Linked DNA regions of Homo sapiens: regions 1 and 3 are each linked to region 2. The links are chromatin contacts, found by Hi-C or POLR2A ChIA-PET in ENCODE. All regions are on one chromosome and are shown on one strand. The core of a region is the stretch at or near the end of the contact, and the rest is flanking DNA. Distances in the headings are between cores, read along the strand shown. Region 1 holds the start of RNF227 (ring finger protein 227). Region 2 has its middle 19 kb from the start of CNTROB. Region 3 has its middle 13 kb from the start of GUCY2D.

What was found. A loop is a pair of places that touch in the nucleus more often than their neighbours do. ChIA-PET counts read pairs that join two places held with the same protein, here RNA polymerase II (POLR2A). Pooled maps may share reads with other maps.
Region 1: a map of naive thymus-derived CD4-positive, alpha-beta T cell shows a loop between it and region 2 (6-fold over the local background). The contact joins the promoter of RNF227 here to the enhancer-like site in region 2. A Hi-C loop is called at or near these places in 2 of 168 maps with a recorded cell type or tissue (naive thymus-derived CD4-positive, alpha-beta T cell and psoas muscle), 4 of 37 single-sample maps with no recorded cell type and 13 of 50 pooled maps. POLR2A ChIA-PET finds 5 or more read pairs at or near these places in 10 of 52 experiments (CD4-positive, alpha-beta T cell, CD8-positive, alpha-beta T cell, H1 and 6 more).
Region 3: a loop to region 2 is called in a pooled map, with 4 times the contacts of the local background. The contact joins two enhancer-like sites. A Hi-C loop is called at or near these places in 5 of 168 maps with a recorded cell type or tissue (CD14-positive monocyte, CD8-positive, alpha-beta T cell, left colon and 1 more), 2 of 37 single-sample maps with no recorded cell type and 12 of 50 pooled maps. POLR2A ChIA-PET finds 5 or more read pairs at or near these places in 8 of 52 experiments (AG04449, Caco-2, GM10248 and 4 more).

What each region holds. Positions count from the first base shown.
Region 1 is chr17:7,914,876-7,917,575 of GRCh38, reverse strand. It overlaps RNF227 (ring finger protein 227), which reads left to right and starts at 1,287. Exons shown (of 2, transcript NM_001358699.2): 1 at 1,287-1,897; 2 at 1,999-2,700. The coding sequence starts at 1,381. The coding sequence ends at 2,054. RefSeq lists a silencer at 1,348-1,657 and an enhancer at 1,636-2,569.
Region 2 is chr17:7,950,093-7,952,896 of GRCh38, reverse strand. No RefSeq gene overlaps it. Among named protein-coding and RNA genes, the nearest start is that of CNTROB, 19 kb to the right of the region's middle. Within about 2 kb of position 1,301, at least 5 of the 41 ENCODE cell types and tissues checked have a DNase peak (open chromatin) inside an H3K27ac peak, as active enhancers do.
Region 3 is chr17:7,988,625-7,991,324 of GRCh38, reverse strand. No RefSeq gene overlaps it. Among named protein-coding and RNA genes, the nearest start is that of GUCY2D, 13 kb to the left of the region's middle. Within about 2 kb of position 1,369, at least 25 of the 41 ENCODE cell types and tissues checked have a DNase peak (open chromatin) inside an H3K27ac peak, as active enhancers do.

The sequences.
Region 1 (2,700 bases), core at 38-2,537, 35 kb after region 2:
AAAAAATTAGCTGGGCGTGGTGGTGGGCGCCTGTAGTCCCAGCTACTCGGGAGGCTGAGGCAGGAGAATGGCATGAACCCGGGAGGCGGAGCTTGCAGTGAGCCGAGATGGTGCCACTGCACTCCAGCCTGGGCAACCCAGCAAGACTCCGTCTCAAAAAAAAAAAAAAAAGAAAAAAAAGAAAATGTTGGGTACTCAGAAGTTAATGTGAATTCAGTATAGGCTGGGGGCACAGGATAACAATAGTAGCTAATATAGTACTTACCTGGTGTTTTACTGTGTACTGGACACCATTTGAAGCACCTTACACATATAAGTTCATTCAGTCCTCATTATTATTATCCACATTTTTAAAACTAGGAAACCAAGGCCCAGAGAAATTAAGTAACTTGCTCAAAGTGTCACAACTAGTAAGAGGTGGAAGCTAGGATCTGAACTCAAGCCAGCTGGCTCTAGACTGTGTTATCACCCTCCATAACAGAACCTGGGCTGCAGGTCCAGGAGAGGAGGGTGAGGAGGCAGCTGTGTGTGGGTGTGGCACCATGAGGGGAATGTGGGTTGTGAGTACCATGTCCTGTTTACCAGTGGGAGAAGTCAGACCCCTGAGTCAGAACTTATGCTGGGGAGCTTTGCTGGGGCCATCACGATGTGTGGGTGTCCAGGCCTCCGGAAGGAAAGGATTCCCAGCATTCCTAAAGCCATGGTCCTGGCATCTAGGTCCCTCCTTAGGCTGAGATACCAGCTGAGAGTTAAGCAGTTTGGGGAGAATGAAGTTTAGGAAGCCAGCCTTACAAACAACACAGAGAGGTCATCTATAATGAGAATTGAGGGCAAAATCGATTCAAAGGCCCAGGGACCACTAAAGGTTGGGCAGAACGGGCCGTGTTTGGAAACTGGGTGGGATTGTGAAACTAACTGCGAGCAACTGAATAGGCGGAGGGGGCTTTAGAGACTTGTGCCAGTGACTGAGGGCTCAGGCGCAGAGAGAGACCCGGGGCTTTGTACATGGTAGAATTAAGGAGCGCTGGCGTTGCGTTGGGGGAAGAAGGAAAGCCCCACCCCGCTCCCCCGGGAGTAGGGAGGAATGGGTGCTTTGGCCCCCAGGGCTCCGGTCCTGGCATGGCCTGGGCCGCCTCCCCGACTCCATCATTGCTGTCATTCCCGGCCTCAAGCCTCCACCGCCCCCACACGTGCCGCCACAGGGAGCGGCCCGATCAAGGCGTGACGCTCCGAAGGGTGGGGCCTCACTTATTCCCCTATTTAAAGGGGAAAGAGGCCGCGGCGCCGGCCCCAGGACCCGACCCGGCCCCAGGAGAGTGTGCTCGTTCTGTTCACGGAGCTGGCCGCGTTAGCGACGTCCTCGAGTCCGCGGCGGGCACGATGCAGCTCTTGGTGAGGGTACCCTCTCTTCCGGAGCGGGGCGAGCTGGACTGCAACATCTGCTACCGTCCTTTCAACCTCGGGTGCCGCGCGCCCCGCCGCCTGCCCGGAACGGCGCGCGCCCGCTGCGGCCACACGATCTGCACCGCCTGCCTCCGCGAGCTGGCGGCGCGCGGGGACGGCGGCGGGGCGGCCGCGCGCGTGGTGCGCCTGCGCCGCGTGGTCACGTGCCCCTTCTGCCGCGCGCCCTCGCAGCTCCCTCGCGGCGGCCTCACGGAGATGGCTCTTGACTCGGACTTGTGGTCGCGATTGGAGGAAAAAGCGCGGGCCAAGTGCGAACGAGATGAGGCTGGGAACCCGGCCAAGGAAAGCAGCGACGCTGACGGAGAGGCGGAGGAAGAAGGGGAGAGCGAGAAGGGGGCGGGGCCTAGGAGTGCTGGGTGGCGCGCGCTCCGGCGGCTCTGGGACAGGGTCCTGGGGCCTGCGCGGCGCTGGCGGCGTCCGCTGCCTAGCAACGGTGAGGGGCTGCCCGGGGAGGATGCAGGGGAGAGAGCGCCGAGGAATACCGAGGTTCGTTGGCATGCTCCTGCTGCCACTAACCCTTCTTCTTTCCCCCAGTGCTCTACTGTGCGGAGATCAAGGACATTGGCCACCTGACCCGTTGCACGTTGTAACCGAGGAACTCGGAAGCTACAGCCGAAGGAAGGTGGGAGCTGCAGCCTCGCGGGGGCTGATGTCAAGACTACTCTCTCTCAGATCCCAGGATTGGCATGTGATGAGAGAGATGAGCCGAAGGCAGGAGGGAACGCCCTGGGAGGTGTTGATGCTGAGTTGGGGAGGCTCCTAGACGAACTCGCCCCCATCTACTGACTGTGCCAGTCTTACATTTTCAGGATGGAGTGGCCAAGGGATGATATAAACAAAGCCTACGTTACCGTGGGAAGAAGACAGACTGTTTTCTTAGCTGGGACGTTGGCTTTTGTCCAGGGTGGCTCTGGTGTGTGGGAGCAACAGGTCCCATTTTAGCAATTCTTTGTCAATGGTTTGAATTTTTTTTTTTTTTAAGATGGAACGGGAGAGAAGAGGCTAATTTTCGCGTCATGTTAATCTCACTTCTCTGGCATGTAAGGGTGCTGGTATGCCTGCTGTCTCCCCACTCCCAGTTCTGTGTTCCAGAAATTGAGATGGCTCCCTGCCTGTGACTATGATTAGGAGCCTTGCTTCATTTCAGAATCTCCCTTCAACCTGCTAGGGCAGGTATCAGAAATTCCAAAGGGCATTTATGTGAGGCACCTAATTAGAGCCTATCAAAGTAGGAAG
Region 2 (2,804 bases), core at 52-2,551:
TGAGCTTCAAGAAGGCTGCACCTACTTTCTCTGCAAGTGAGTTTTTATGAACTCTTAAAATCTTTCATTCCCCCGCCCCCAGCATATTCCCACGACGATCCTGGGAGGAAAAAGTGGGGACTGCTTGACTGTGGGTTTTCTCTTCCTCCCCAGTCTCCTTGGTGGTCTTCAGATTTTAATGTGGATATAATATATACAGTTTTATTTTGTATTTATTTATTTTTTGAGATGGAGTCTCACTCTGTCGCCCAGGCTGGAGTGCAGTGGCGCGATCTCGGCTCACTGCAACCTCCACCTCCCAGGTTCAAGGGATTCTCCTGCCTCAGCCTCCCGAGTAGCTTAGATTACAGGCATGTGCCACCACACCTGGCTAATTTTTTGTATTTTTAGTAGAGATGGGGTTTTGCCAAGTTGGCCAGGCTGGTCTCAAACTCCTGATCTCAGGTGATCCACCCACCTCGGCCTCCCAAAGTGCTGGGATTACAGGCATGAGCCACCGAACCCAGCCAATATATACAGTTTTAAAAATCAACGTTGTTTTACTCACCTCATAACATGGTTAAGTCAGCATGATGCCTTTTTTGGATTGCGTTTAAAGAGCTGTTTCAGGGAATATTCTCCAGGCTGTGCTTCACGTCAAGAAAAATGTAGGGCATACTGACTGATGGCGGTAGGCGGGAATCCAGGAGATAATGAGGAGAATGAACTGGGTGTTCACTTTACCAGCTATTAAAAACCGTAGCAAACCATCACCTACCAATGATGATAGTGTGCCATGAATCTGAGAGTTTGGTCAAACCAGTGTTACATATTTAAGGTAAAAAATAGAAAAGTAAACATTTCCATACGTGGGTAAACAGACAGGGCTGGAAAAGCCCTCAAGCCTGGGGCTGCTCCTGCGCCAGTGTGCCTCCAGTTTCTCCGCTGGTGCATGCCAGAGAGTGGTCCTGTGCGGGGCTGAGGATCAAGCCGTTCTGACACAGCTGAGCAGGGCAACCCACATGTCTGGTCATTCATCTTCACCTTTTCTTCCTTTGCCCGTCCCCTGGGGGCTAGAAAGTTACTTAGGTGGAAGTAAAATGCAAACATTAGTACAAAACACTCTATGAATCCACATCCTATCATGTGTATAACTCAGGGTCAGATAGAAGGGCCCTGCCTTCTTCTCAGAATCTGGTAAACTCTGTCCCTCAAACACCCACCTCTTACCTGCCAACACCACTTTCAGAATTGTACCTGCCATCACCACTACCCTGCACCATGTGCCAGAGCTGAGAGCTGCGTGTGAGTCTCAAGGTAGGATATCCTCTTCCAGTTTCAGTTTGACTGAGTGCTTTTCAGTGTTTGTACCATGAATTTGGGGCCTTTTTAAATTTCATGTCTACGTTATTTTCTTCCCTAGTATTGTTTTTCTTTGTCCATTTTAGTGAGCATTTAAATGGAAGTTTTATAAACATGGTTTAGTTTTCTTGCCAGCAGTCTATTTTTTTTCAATTTCAACTCTCTTTTTTTTTTTTTTTCAGACAGAGCCTTGCTCTGTCACCCAGTCTGGAGTGCAGTGGCACAATCTTGGCTTACTGCAACCTCTGCCTCTCAAGTTCAAGTGATTCTCCTTCCTCAGCCTCCCAAGTAGCTGGGATTACAGGTGCCCACTACCATGCCCGGCTAATGTTTTGTATTTTTTAATAGAGACAGTGTTTCACCATGTTGGCCGGGCTGGTCTCGAACTCTTGGCCTCAAGTGATCTGTCTGCCTCGGCCTTCCAAAGTGCTGGGATTACAGTGTGAGCCACCACACCCAGCCTCAATTTCAACTTTTATTTTAGATGCAGGGCATACATGTGCAGGTTTGTTACGTGGGTATATTGCACCTAGGTAGTGAGCATAGTACCATTAGGTAGTGTTTCAACCCGCGTCCCCCTCCCTCCCTCCCTCCCTGCTCTGGGAGTCTGCAGTATCTGTTGTTCCCAAGTCTATGTTCACATGTGCTCAATGTTTACTCCCACTTAGGAGAACATGTAGTATGAGGTTTTCTGTTCCTGCACTAACGCGCTTAATTAAGATTATAGCCTTCAGCTCCATCCATGTTGCTACAAAGGACATTATTTCATTCTTTTTCATGGCTGTGTGGTATTCCATGGTGTATATGTACATTTTCTTTATCCAATCCACCCCTGATGGGCATCTAGGTTGATTCTATGTCTTTGCTATTAAGAACAGTGTGGTAATGAACATATAAATGCATGTATCTTGTTGGAATAATGACCTATTTTCCTTTGGGTATATATCCAGTGATGTGATCGCTGGGTGAAATGGTAACTCTTAAGTTTTATGAGAAATCTCTAAACTGCTTTCCATAGTGGCGGAACTTACATTCCCACTGACAGCTATATAAGCATTCCCTTTTCTCTGCAGCCTCGCCAGCATGTTGTTTTTTGACTTTTTAATAATAGTCATTCTGATAGGTATGAGATGGTATCTCATTGTGGGGTTTTGCATTAAATTGATTTGCATTTCTCTGATGATTATTAACGAGCATTTTTTCAAATGTTTGTTGGCTGCTTGCATGTCTTCTTTTGCGAAGTGTCTGTTCAGGTCCTCTGCCCATTTTTTAATGGAGGTATTTGTTTTTTGTTTGTTGATTTAAGTTCCTAATAGATTCTGGATGTTAGACCTTTGTCAAATGCATAGTTTGAGAATATTTTCTCCCATTCTGTAGGCTGTCTGTTTACTCTGTCGACAGTCTCTTTTGCTGTGCAGAAACTCTTTTGTTTAATTAGGACCCAGCACTCTAGTCTTTTACAC
Region 3 (2,700 bases), core at 120-2,619, 38 kb before region 2:
ACTACACCTGAAACTCTTCACCATCTCCAACAAAAGCTCTGTACCCATTAAACAACGACGGCCCCTCTAGTCTACTTTCTCCTGTATGAATTTACCTATTCTAAGTACCTCGTAGAGGTGGAATCATACAGGATTTGTCCTTCCGTATTTGGCTTATTTCACTCAGGGTAATGTTTTCAGGGTCCACCCACATTATAGCATGTGTAAGAATTTCATTCCTGTTAGAGGCTGAATAATACTCCATTGCATGGATGTACCACATTTTGGACACCAAGTTTTTTATTGTGAATGCAAGATTCTGGCATTAATGTTATTGAGGGTATTAATTTGAATATTTTAAGTACATTCTTGTACTTATAATTCGTGTACTCCATTCCGTTTGTTTGTTTGTTTGTTTGTTTTTTGTTTTTGAGACGGAGTCTCGCTCTGCCGCCCAGGCTGGAGTGCAGTGGCGCTATCTCGGCTCACTGCAAGCTCCGCCTCCCGGGTTCACGCCATTCTCCTGCCTCAGCCTCCCGAGTAGCTGGGACTACAGGCGCCCGCCACCAAGCCCGGCTCATTTTTTGTATTTTTAGTAGAGACGGGGTTTCACCGTGTTCGCCAGGATGCTCTCGATCTCTTGACCTCGTGATCCGCCCGCCTCGGCCTCCCAAAGTGCTGGGATTACAGGCGTTAGCCACCGCGCCCGGCCCGTGTACTCTATTCTTTAGCGGATTGCCCTTCTTTAACCACCTTTTTCAGGAGGCGGTAGGGCCTTACTTCGGGGTGATTGTCCGTTGACTCTTCACCCTGGGGAGTGGAGCTGGAGGCTGACGCGCTTGGAGGCTGGTGTGGGCTCCCTGGTCGTCCGCATGGATCATCTTTTGCTGCCTCCCCTCTCCTCTTCCGCCGACCCCCTCAGCTACCCCGTCTTGGTGCTAAGTGGATGCAGATGAGACAACGGGCACGTTTCCCTGCAGGGACCGGCTTAGCCGCCAGGGGGAGCCCCAAGGATAAGGCGCGAGGCGGCCGGGGCTCAGGTTGCGCAGGCACCGAGGGCACCTGGGCTCTTCCGCCCCCTGCTCTGTGAAGGCCAGGGTGCGGCAGGGCCACCCTCCCCGGAGTCTCTCTTCTTCTGGCCGCAGCGGGTAGACCGCAGAGTGGTCCGGGTGCAGCGGCGCCCGGGCAGCTGCGGAAGTGGCAGGGTTGGGGTGGCGGCTGGAGCGCCACGCGCGTTCCCTCTCCCGCTTCCGCACCCGCTTCTGCACCAGCCTCGGGCAGTCAGTCCCCCGGTGGTTTAGTGATGGAGGAAGCGAGGCGCGATCGGGCGGCGCTGGACATTCCTCAGCCCTGAAACCCTGATGCCCGGGGCCCGCTGCTTAGAGCTGGGGCTGGGCGGAGCTCTACTGGGGAGACCTTTCCACCTTCCTTTAGGGAGCCCCTCCTTTGCGCTGGGTGCTCAGCTCAGCACTGCGTGACTTTGCTCTCAACGAAGAACACATTTCCTCAAATTCCTCAGATTTTCAGTTCTGTTAGTAACATTCTCTCCAGCTTTATCATTTGCTGGAACAGATTTTTTTTTTTCCGAGACCGAGTTTCGCTCTTGTTACCCATGCTGGAGTGCAATAGCGCGATTTCGGCTCACTGCAACCTCCGCCATGCGCTAGCATGCCCGGCTAATTTTGCATTTTTTTTTTTCAGTAGAGACGAGGTTTCACCATGTTGGTCAGGCTGGTCTCGAACTCCTGACCTCAGGTGATCACCCACCTCGGCCTCCCAAAGTGCTGGGATTACAGGCGTGAGCCACCGCTCCAGGTCGGAACAGTTCATTTTTTAAACTGTCATACAATTACTTCTTTCTGATCATTTCCATGACGTGTGGGGAGAAAAGAGACAATTGTGGGGTACAATCCTTGAAACCAGAAATCAATGAAGTTATACTTGACCGGATTTTAACATTCTTCCGCATTATGGTTTTGTGTTTCCTCCTTTCTTCTTGTCTCTTTTTTGATAATTATAAACATTGATTCCTGGCTGGGCACAGTGGTTCCTGCCTGTAATCACCAGCATTTTGGGAGGCCAAGGCGGGAGGATCATTGAACCCAGGAGGTCGAGACGGCAGTGAACCTGATCACACCACTGCACTCCAGCCTGAGCAATAGAGCGAGACCCTATCTCAAAAAGAAAAAAAAAAGAGTCCTAATGATCTAGCACATTCTACATTCACTGCTTGATTCTGGGACATGTTTCGTTGGGGATTATAGTTCTGAATTACAAAGTATTACCGGAATGGGCTGTGATCAGGATTATAAATAGCAGCAATTACATGCTTTTTGAACTAGAAAAGATGTTCTAAATTGACCTAGATATATACAGACTATTGGGACACGTGGTGGATAAAAATTAAGGCCTAGTAGCTGGACTCTAAAAAACAATGTTTTCCACCAGGGGGAGCTGTAGACTATGTCTGAAGGTATTCAGATTCATGTCTTTGTCTTGTGCCACTTTTAAACGTGATTCTCCTGAATGGTACGTTCAGTGGGACCACAATACTAACCAGGCTAAGGCAGAAAGGTTGAATGGGTTCTTGTAACTGGAAACCTGAGCTACAGCGCTACCTTCAGGCACAGCTGGATTCAGGCATAGATGCCGCAGGCCTCAGGCTTTGCTCTCTTCTATGCTGGGCTTTATCCTCCCAAAGGCCCTCCCCTCATTGTGGCA